3 separate regions of the Homo sapiens genome follow, and all the other regions are linked to region 1. A link is a contact called in ENCODE Hi-C or POLR2A ChIA-PET data. All regions are on one chromosome and are shown on one strand. The core of a region is the stretch at or near the end of the contact, and the rest is flanking DNA. Distances in the headings are between cores, read along the strand shown. Region 1 holds the start of LINC01963 (long intergenic non-protein coding RNA 1963). Region 2 has its middle 4.0 kb from the start of MREG. Region 3 overlaps PECR (peroxisomal trans-2-enoyl-CoA reductase).

What was found. Hi-C counts contacts between places; a loop is a spot of excess contacts on that map. ChIA-PET counts read pairs that join two places held with the same protein, here RNA polymerase II (POLR2A). Pooled maps may share reads with other maps.
Region 2: a pooled map shows a loop between it and region 1 (2.4-fold over the local background). The contact joins the enhancer-like site here to the promoter of LINC01963 in region 1. A Hi-C loop is called at or near these places in 5 of 50 pooled maps. POLR2A ChIA-PET finds 5 or more read pairs at or near these places in 3 of 52 experiments (H1, activated CD4-positive, alpha-beta T cell and activated T-cell).
Region 3: a loop to region 1 is called in a pooled map, with 2.9 times the contacts of the local background. The contact joins the enhancer-like site here to the promoter of LINC01963 in region 1. A Hi-C loop is called at or near these places in 6 of 37 single-sample maps with no recorded cell type and 3 of 50 pooled maps. POLR2A ChIA-PET finds 5 or more read pairs at or near these places in 5 of 52 experiments (B cell, H1, OCI-LY7 and 2 more).

What each region holds. Positions count from the first base shown.
Region 1 is chr2:216,215,248-216,218,338 of GRCh38, forward strand. It overlaps LINC01963 (long intergenic non-protein coding RNA 1963), which reads left to right and starts at 1,642. Exons shown (of 1, transcript NR_037701.1): 1 at 1,642-3,091.
Region 2 is chr2:216,016,032-216,019,122 of GRCh38, forward strand. It overlaps a transcript of MREG not described here. Among named protein-coding and RNA genes, the nearest start is that of MREG, 4.0 kb to the left of the region's middle. RefSeq lists an enhancer at 1-46. Within about 2 kb of position 1,565, at least 3 of the 41 ENCODE cell types and tissues checked have a DNase peak (open chromatin) inside an H3K27ac peak, as active enhancers do.
Region 3 is chr2:216,056,267-216,059,357 of GRCh38, forward strand. It overlaps PECR (peroxisomal trans-2-enoyl-CoA reductase), which reads right to left. Exons shown (of 8, transcript NM_018441.6): 4 at 2,629-2,710. Among named protein-coding and RNA genes, the nearest start is that of PECR, 24 kb to the right of the region's middle. RefSeq lists enhancers at 1,682-1,861, 1,922-1,981. Within about 2 kb of position 1,530, at least 9 of the 41 ENCODE cell types and tissues checked have a DNase peak (open chromatin) inside an H3K27ac peak, as active enhancers do; they include B cell, where a contact is called at or near this core.

The DNA of each region.
Region 1 (3,091 bases), core at 392-2,891:
GGGTTTATAGTCTTATAATCTTTTGTGCCAAATCCTGATACCTTAAAACACCTAGCGGAGGCAAATATAAAATAATCAGTAAACCCAGACTAAAAAAAAAATGTATGCTGACAATTCTGAAGACATTTCTAGTTTTATTTTACCAATAATTTTAAAACCATTTTATTTACCAGATTACTAAGTTCACATGAATCTGAAAAGTATTTGGACTTACTTAATTTATGAGTATAATTTACTTATAAACCAGTTTGGTACCATGCTAGATACAACACAACATAATACATGTTCATATACAAACATTTAAACACATACACACAAAGATCTTACAGCTTTTACTCTGGAACCTTAGCCATGAGATGGTAATACAGACTCACCACTTAACAAAAGACAGCTGGATCCAAATTATTTCTGACAAAATTGGGACCTGTTCACATGGCTAAACTTTATTTGTCCCAGTAGGTAATCCAATGAAGGCTATGGACCAAAGTCTTGGGAAAAGTAGTTTTCATGGCAGTTTTATTTTTAAAAACCTTTTACCCCTTTTTTTTTTCCTGAAGTTTCAAATGAGTTTTCAGTGTTTACATTTTAGCTACAATTGGCTGAACTGTAAAGAAAGCTCCAAGTAGCCTTGAATTAGTAGTATCATAAACAATGAGTTTTATCTTAACAGCAGTAGCTTAATAACAGCAAATTCAAAGCAGGCCGAAAACAAAAAAGAGATAGCTTTAGAAAACTCTACATTTTAATTGTATAGTTGCAGGTTGGGCATTTGAGCTCTGAATTTTCCTTGCTGTAATTTGCCCGTTCAGTTTTAAAATGTGCACAAGAACAGGCCACAATATGCAGCTAGCTGAAGTGCTGGAAAACCTGGCATGCCTTTGAACTTCTACAGGAGTTCCTGCCCCTAGTGGGTAAGTTACCTATTGCACTGACTTTATGAAGATATCTCTTCCAGTGCCCTTAGTGTGAGCATCCCCACAAACCTTATGAACCAGTTGAATCCAACCTGAATGCCTCTCCATAAGCCCGGAGCCCACAAATGCATTTTCTCCAGGGCCCTTGGATGGAGGGAATCAGGAAGGCCTCCTCCAAACCCAAGGCTAGGAGAGATGTTCCCTCCGGGGTCCAGGGAGGAGAACAGAAAGGACTGAGAAGAACTAGGAATGCCCTCCCAAACCCAAGGCCAGCAGGAGGGTCTCCTCCGGAGTTCCACAGATGGAGGAGGCCTAAAAGAAGAAATCAAGTCTGCAACCTAAAAGTGGGAGATCTTGGATTTTGATAGCACTTACCCAGATCCTTTCCCAGCATAGTCAGGAACAACTGGACTTTTTCAAAGGGACCTTGGCTGTACCTGGTGTCCTGGGTGACACAGGAAAAGGAATTCAGGGGCTGCTTCAGAATCCCATCTTTGCCAGATACGTTAACTTTAAAAAAAAAATCATAAGATACAAATTTAGAAAAATGGAGACACTATTTCTTAAGGGTGACAGCCTGCCAGGTGGCCATCCTGCAGGCCAGGAAGCACAGCCTCCTCCAGCAGAAGCCCAGAGACAGGCACCTCCAAGGAGGAGGGGTTGGGGTAGGAGTTTTATGCTTTTATGCTGAATGGGTTGGCTTAACACATATTCAACAGGTTACAGGAGGAGCTATGAATATTAATGAAAGTGGTCCTGATGCATGCATATTAAACATGCATCTTACATATGACACATGTTCACCTTGGGGTGGAGACTTAATATTTAAATATTGCAATCAGGCCCTATACATCAAAAGGTCTATTCAGGACATGAAGGCACTCAAGTATGCAATCTCTGTAAACCCGCTAGAACCAGTCATGGTCGGTGGGCTCCTTACCAGGAGAAAATTACCGAAATCACTCTTGTCCAATCAAAGCTGTAGTTATGGCTGGTGGAGTTCAGTTAGTCAGCATCTGGTGGAGCTGCAAGTGTTTTAGTATTGTTTATTTAGAGGCCAGTGCTTATTTAGCTGCTAGAGAAAAGGAAAACTTGTGGCAGTTAGAACATAGTTTATTCTTTTAAGTGTAGGGCTGCATGACTTAACCCTTGTTTGGCATGGCCTTAGGTCCTGTTTGTAATTTGGTATCTTGTTGCCACAAAGAGTGTGTTTGGTCAGTCTTATGACCTCTATTTTGACATTAATGCTGGTTGGTTGTGTCTAAACCATAAAAGGGAGGGGAGTATAATGAGGTGTGTCTGACCTCTTGTCCTGTCATGGCTGGGAACTCAGTTTCTAAGGTTTTTCTGGGGTCCTCTTTGCCAAGAGCGTTTCTATTCAGTTGGTGGAGGGGACTTAGGATTTTATTTTTAGTTTGCAGCCAGGGTCAGTACATTTCAGTCACCCCCGCCCAGCCCTCCTGATCCTCCTGTCATTCCTCACATCCTGTCATTGTCAGAGATTTTACAGATATAGAGCTGAATCATTTCCTGCCATCTCTTTTAACACACAGGCCTCCCAGATCTTTCTAACCCAGGACCTACTTGGAAAGGCATGCTGGGTCTCTTCCACAGACTTTAAGCTCTCCCTACACCAGAATTTAGGTGAGTGCTTTGAGGACATGAAGCTATTCCTCCCACCACCAGTAGCCTTGGGCTGGCCCACGCCAACTGTGGAGCTGGAGCGGGAGGGAGGAGTACAGACATGGAATTTTAATTCTGTAATCCAGGGCTTCAGTTATGTACAACATCCATGCCATTTGATGATTCCACCACTCCTTTTCCATCTCCCAGAAGCCTGCTTTTTAATGCCCGCTTAATATTATCAGAGCCGAGCCTGGAATCAAACTGCCTCTTTCAAAACCTGCCACTATATCCTGGCTTTGTGACCTCAGCCAAGTTGCTTGACTATTCTCAGTCTCAGTTTCTGCACCTGTCAAATAGGGTTTATGTTAACCTAACTTTCAGGGCTGTCAGGATTAAATGAGCATGAACCACATAAAATGTTTGGTGTATAGTAAGTGTACAGTAAATACTTCCATTATCAGTCCCTGCAATTCTATTTTTCTTCCTTCTCTACACAGCCCCTGTCTGGCTTTAAAATGTCCTGCCCTGCTTTTTATGAGTGGATACCCCCA
Region 2 (3,091 bases), core at 315-2,814, 200 kb before region 1:
GTACATAATTCATTGAAAGGCTACGAAGGGATAAAGAAAAATAACAGAAGGTCCCTGCAGCCTCTGGCTTAGCTGGGGAGACAGGATATGGACCCATCATGAAACATTAACAGGATGTGACAGAGAACCAGCTGTCACCAGACAGCACAGGACTGTGTTGTCATGCCCACACCATGTCGCTTACCACTTGCACCTGGTGCCAAGATGGAGGCTGAGTGTGGTTTTACAAAGCACACTTCCTACTGGCTGGAAAATCCCCTGGTAAAAATGACTGTATTCTGAAATTGGATTTTGGATTTTGAGATAATCCACCTAGGTTCAAATAGAAAGTGGGTAAAGGAGGGTCCCAAAATGTGAACTCAGCTAGCAAGAAAATGAAAACTAGGGACTGACAGCTACTAGTAACTATTTGAGTTGGATTTGCTGAGAATGGAGAAATTGGAGCATTCAGCTCCTGGAAAATATAAGTGCTGTGCCCCATTACTAACTTTGATTTTTAAACATGTCACTTAATTTTTCTGAACCTCAGTTTTCTAATCTATGAAATAGAGGTGACAAGTCTTACCCTATTTAACACAGTTGTGAGACTCAAATGAGACAGTCTTAAAACCTTTATAAAGCCCTGAAGAAATATCAGAATTCAATATTATTAAACAAATTCAAATAATATAGGCCCGTTTGGGGAAATGTCAGCTCCAGCACTACTTGGCTTGCATATGACATTTGTACCTCTGCAATATACAGGCATCTTTTATGTGGTTTGTTTCAGACAGGATATTTATAGAAAGCCACAGAACTACATCTATTTAACAAACTTGATCAAGAGGTTAATGTCCTGCCTTGCTAAGGATCACATCAAATGTTTGCCAACTGTAACAGTTACTAACATTTTTAAAATTAATTTTAAGTTCTAAAACTTCTAAATGAAATAGTCTTCTAAAAAATTGGAATATTACAGCTCAGATTCCCTCTGTTGACTATCCACAACCTAATCCCCTTTCTACCTCCACCCTCCACATCCCCCCGGGTAACCATTATTATCAATATGGTACAAACCTTTTTCTGGACACATAAACACATATGTGTACTTGTGATGTAGCATCATTGTGTGTGCTGTTATTGTTAGTGAGTTTTGTTTTGTTTTGTTTATCTAAAAGGCGTGCAGCATCTATTTGCAAGCTTTTTCTATTTAATAATATGTCTTGGAGAGCAATCCTTGTTAGTATACTAATACTACCTCATTCTTATTAACTGATGTGAGTCTTCTGTTTACTAGGTTTTTAGGGATTTTTAGATCAGTTTTTCTTAGCATTCCTCTTCCCGGAATTTTAATGCCTTCACTATTTCCTTGATAAATTACAACTTTGATGGGAATAAAAACGTGACCAAACTCTCCAGTTTCACATTCAAATATGGTAGCTGAGATCACATTTTGACAATCCTATTTCAGATATCATTCACAGGGCAGCAGCAAGTTTCCCCTTTTTTAGAGTGGCGCTAGATGGTTCCTACTGCCTGAGTTGAAGCCAACACCGCCAACCACATGCAGCAGCATCTGACTTTTACCAAGAGCCCTCTGGGCACCTGATGTCCGGGAAGTAGGCAGTCCCCTGCCATCAGTGACTCACAGACCCATCAGCTGCTTGTTTCCAAGGCAGACCTGCTGGCTCCTATTTTCAGATTTCCCCATAGCAGGGGAAACTCTACAGTCTGGTTTGAAAACAACTAGTAGAATTTGGAGGCCCCTCTCTTTAAGAATTTTTTTACGACTTCTGGGAGTTAGAGGAAAAAGCACAGGCAGGGAGGAAAAATTAGAAATTCAAAACACTGAAGCTCCGCCCAGGCACGGTGGCTCATGCCTGTAATCCTAGCACTTTGAGAGGCCAAGGTGGGCGAATAACCTGAGGTCAGGAGTTTGAGACCAGCCTGGCCAACATGGTGAAACCCCATCTCTACTAAAAATACAAAAAAAAAAAAAAAAATTAGCCATGAGTGGTGGTGCATGCCTGTAATCCCAGCTACTCGGGAGGCTGAGGCAGGAGAATCACTTGAACCCAGGAGGCAGAGGTTGCAGTGAGCTGAGATCGCACCACTGCACTCCAGTCTGGGCGACAGAACGAGACTCCACCTCAAAAAAAAAATTAAGCTCCAATGCCACATCATGAACACATTCCACCAAAAAGTTGTGCTTAGACAACATAGCATGAGCTGGTATCATTCAGTTATTTGTTCTACAAAAATTTATTAAGTCAGGAACTGGGAATACAATGGTGAACTAGAATGTAGGGTCCATTCATGGAGGCAGGGATTTTGTTTTGTTCTTTGCAATATCCCCAACGCCTAGAACAGTGCAGACCTTGCCATACGACAACATCTAGAACAATGCACGCACATAGTGGGCACTTAACAAATGTGCTGAATAAACACAAGAAAACAGAAAAAGAGCTATTTAGTGTTGGCATGGAAGGTTATGTTTAATTCTGAGGAGTCTATTTATGAGCTGCCCACATCCAGCAGAGAAAAACGAACAAGTAGCGTCTTCCTTAAAGAAAAAATAGGGTTTCTGAAACAAACCAGTACTCTGAGCCAAGCATCATCACTCACCCCAAGTGATCCAAGATAGAGAAGCAACATGCCTCACCTCTCCAGAGAAGTCACATTAGGGAGTGGCATGACTAATGTTACCAAAGTAAAATCCGCCAAGGGTCCTTATAGAGTCTGTTGTTTCTACCTGTGTAGTATCCCTCACTCTGCCTTTTGGTAACAGTGTTTTGTTTTCCTTTGAAGAACATGCCCCCAATTCAATAGGCTGGCTATAACAATGAAGGTACCTTCCATCCCTCACCCCTAACCCTCAACAGGAAATGGACATGTGACCAAGAAATTGACATGTGACCAAGATGAGCCAATCAAACACTCTTTCTATAATTTGCTTCTTAACGGCAAAGACTCAAAGTTGGAAAACAGCTGGAGTTGAGGCATGAATTATTTTAAGGGTAGCATCTTGAAGAGCAGACCCAACCACAATTGCTCTAGGCTTTAGATGCTTAGAGCTTTCCTGCTCTTGCATTTCCGAAACAAGATCTATTAT
Region 3 (3,091 bases), core at 280-2,779, 160 kb before region 1:
CAATCTCTGACATTCATCCTCCTCTTCTATTGTAGAGGATACCTAAAGCCATGTCTTTCAAATTGTAAATTACAACACAATGCTAATAGTGAAATAAAATTAGCAAGTAATAAGCAGCAAGTGTAAAAAAAGAAAATACAACAGAGTAGACCACAATAAAATTGAAAATATCAGCCGGGTGTGGTGGCTCATGCCTGTAATCCCAGCACTTTGGGAGGCTGAGGCAGGTGGATCACCTGAGGTCAGGAGTTCGAGACCAGCCTGACCAACATGGTGAAACCCCGTCTCTACTAAAAATACAAAAAACTACTGGACGTGGTGGTGGGTGCCTACAACCCCAGCTACTCAGGAGGCTGAGGCATAAGAATCACTTGAACCCAGGAGGCAGAGGTTGCAGTGAGCCAAGATCGCCCCATTGCACTTCAGCCTGGGCAACAGGAGCAAAACTCCATCTCAGAAAAAAAAAAAAAAAAAAAGGAAAGAAAGAAAAATCAGAGTGCACAATACATAGTAAGAATGTTTGCTTCACGAATTTTGTTTTGCCTATAGACACATATACACATATGTGTTTACTAGGTCAAGATGTAAAATTTCTTACTATGAGTCATGGTCCAAAGTGTGAAGGCCACTGGAAAAGGAAACGATTCTTAAGAGAACAAAAGCAAGAAGTATCTGAAACACTTCTTTTCCATGTTAAAGACAAGCTGTGTTTTTTTTCTAGCCAACCGAATATCAGAAAAGCCAGTGATTTCATTTCAAAAATGTATTTTAAGAAAAGAAACTCTCATTACTTCTTACATATGCATGAAAGAGGACACATTTCACTCATAAAGGAACTACAACTTTTCTAAAGGGCAGTTTGGCAATATCTCTTAAAATTACAAAGGCATTTGGCTTTGGACTTAGCAATTATACCTCTTGCAATTTAGGCTACACACTATCTGATGTACAGAAAATGTTACTTACTGCAGGTGTTTAGTTTGGTTTTGGTAATAACAAAAGGTTGGAAACAACCCAAATGCTCACCAACTGGAAAATGGTTACACAAATCATTCCTTACTTATGGTTTATAAAAGTGGCATATTAGCCATAAAAAAATAAGAAGAAATCTCTTTAGACTCTGTTAAGAAAATATCTCCAGGATATTTGCTTCATTTGAGAACATCAAGATACAGAATAGTGTTTATAGCATCCTAAATTTGTGGTTAAAATGTAGGAAAAAGATATGCCCCCAAAACTATTAACACTAGTTGCCTGTGAGGATGGGAAATGCCAGAAAGAACCTACAATCTGAATTATTTCTTCCAAGATGCTAAAATAGGTAAATACATTTAGTAAAGAATAATGAGCAGGAAAAGAAGGTAGAGTGGTATCAATGGCCTGCACACCATTTTTTACTCTGTTTTTAGTAACATCACATTGATTTCCACTTGAGGAAGTACCTCTTGCCTGTTCTCAGTCCATGTCTGAGCGATGATGACCACAGTTCCTCATTCCTCAGGCTGACCATGCATAGCAGAGCAACCTCATTTCTACAGTTTTTGGTTAATGACTGAACACATAACCAGGCAGGGTCAGTTAATGAGTATCCTCTCTGGGACCTGCTGGCACCATTAATATTGTTTTTGCTGGCATGACTTGAGAGGCACTCTCTCACTGGAGAGTTAAGAACAGCTAGAGTGTTGACCTGTAACTCTTGCTAGTACTCGCCTTTTGCCACACCTAGAGACAGCCTGCCTGAGAATGTACGCAGACATGAAGAAAGCAAAACCAAAAGGAGAGGCAGCTTCCTGCTAACATTGTGGCTGAACCTAACATGCCCTTTCCGCAGTGGCTCTGCAGGTACCAGGATCCCCTCCAGGGCTTGCACGACGGCTGCGCTCTGCCCCCAGAGTTTCTCTTGCAGCAGATCTGGTGTGGGGCTGGATAATTTGCTGTGCTAACAACTTCTCCCAAGTGATGGGGATGTGGCTGGTCTGGAAGCCACTTTTGGAGAACCACTGCCCTAGATTTTTACTTAAGCCAAGTTGAATTTTATTTTTATCCTATACATGTTTGGGAGTTCTGCATAATCCAGGAAATGAGCAGGGTACTAAAATTTGCATAAAGGAGGCATGCTGTCTGTGTACAGAGTGGCTAATCAGAGGCACAAAACCTTAGAAACTTTTGGAGAAAAAATCCTGGATTATCTGTTAGGAGGAACAACTTAGCAGTCCTGTGTAAAATCAAGTAGCTATATTAATGGTATTCAAATCTAAATTAACACAGATTAGTTTCATTTCTATACTTTAACAAATAAGCTATTCCTAGACAGTGATGGCCAGTTTAGTCACATCGGGATTAGAGTTGCCCAAGAAAACACAAGACATCCAGTTTAATCTGAACATCAGACAAAAAACAAATACTATTTTCCCTTTCCTTGGTAAATCTGGCAGTCCGCATCTGGATGAAAATGTTTTAGAAGTACTTTGAATTTTAAGTTCAAATAAAATAAAATGTTAACTGTTAGAATCACAGCTCATTAAAGGTATTAATGATCTTGATTTAAGAAATGTTCCCTAACATGCTTCCCCCAATCAGAAGACAAAACTCAAAGACTTAGAAAGAAAACTATATAAAAACGCTTACACAGCTAATGGAAATCCAGCTTTAGTAGGGACAATGATATTGACGATAGATCCTCCATGCTCTTTCATCCAGGAGCTGTAAACTGCAGGATAGAGGCAAACTCAATCATTAAATTTTTAAAGTATCCTGGCCCTCCTGATACCTTGTTTCAGCACACTGCCTGTTTGATATGTTTTACACGTCCATTTACATTTCCTTATAAAAAGCCTGACTGAGGTAAAATTTATACATCATAAAATTCATCTACTTTAAGTGTGCAATGTAATGACTTTTAATAAATATACGGAGTTATGCAACCATTACCACAATCCAGCTTGAGAACCTTTCCATCACCCCAAAAAGTTCCTTCACACCCATCTGCAGCTTAACCCATCCCCAGGTAAACACTCATCTTTCTGTTTCTCTAGATTTGCCTTTACCTTTTCGAAAATCTAATGTAAAGTGAATCACACAATACGTGGTC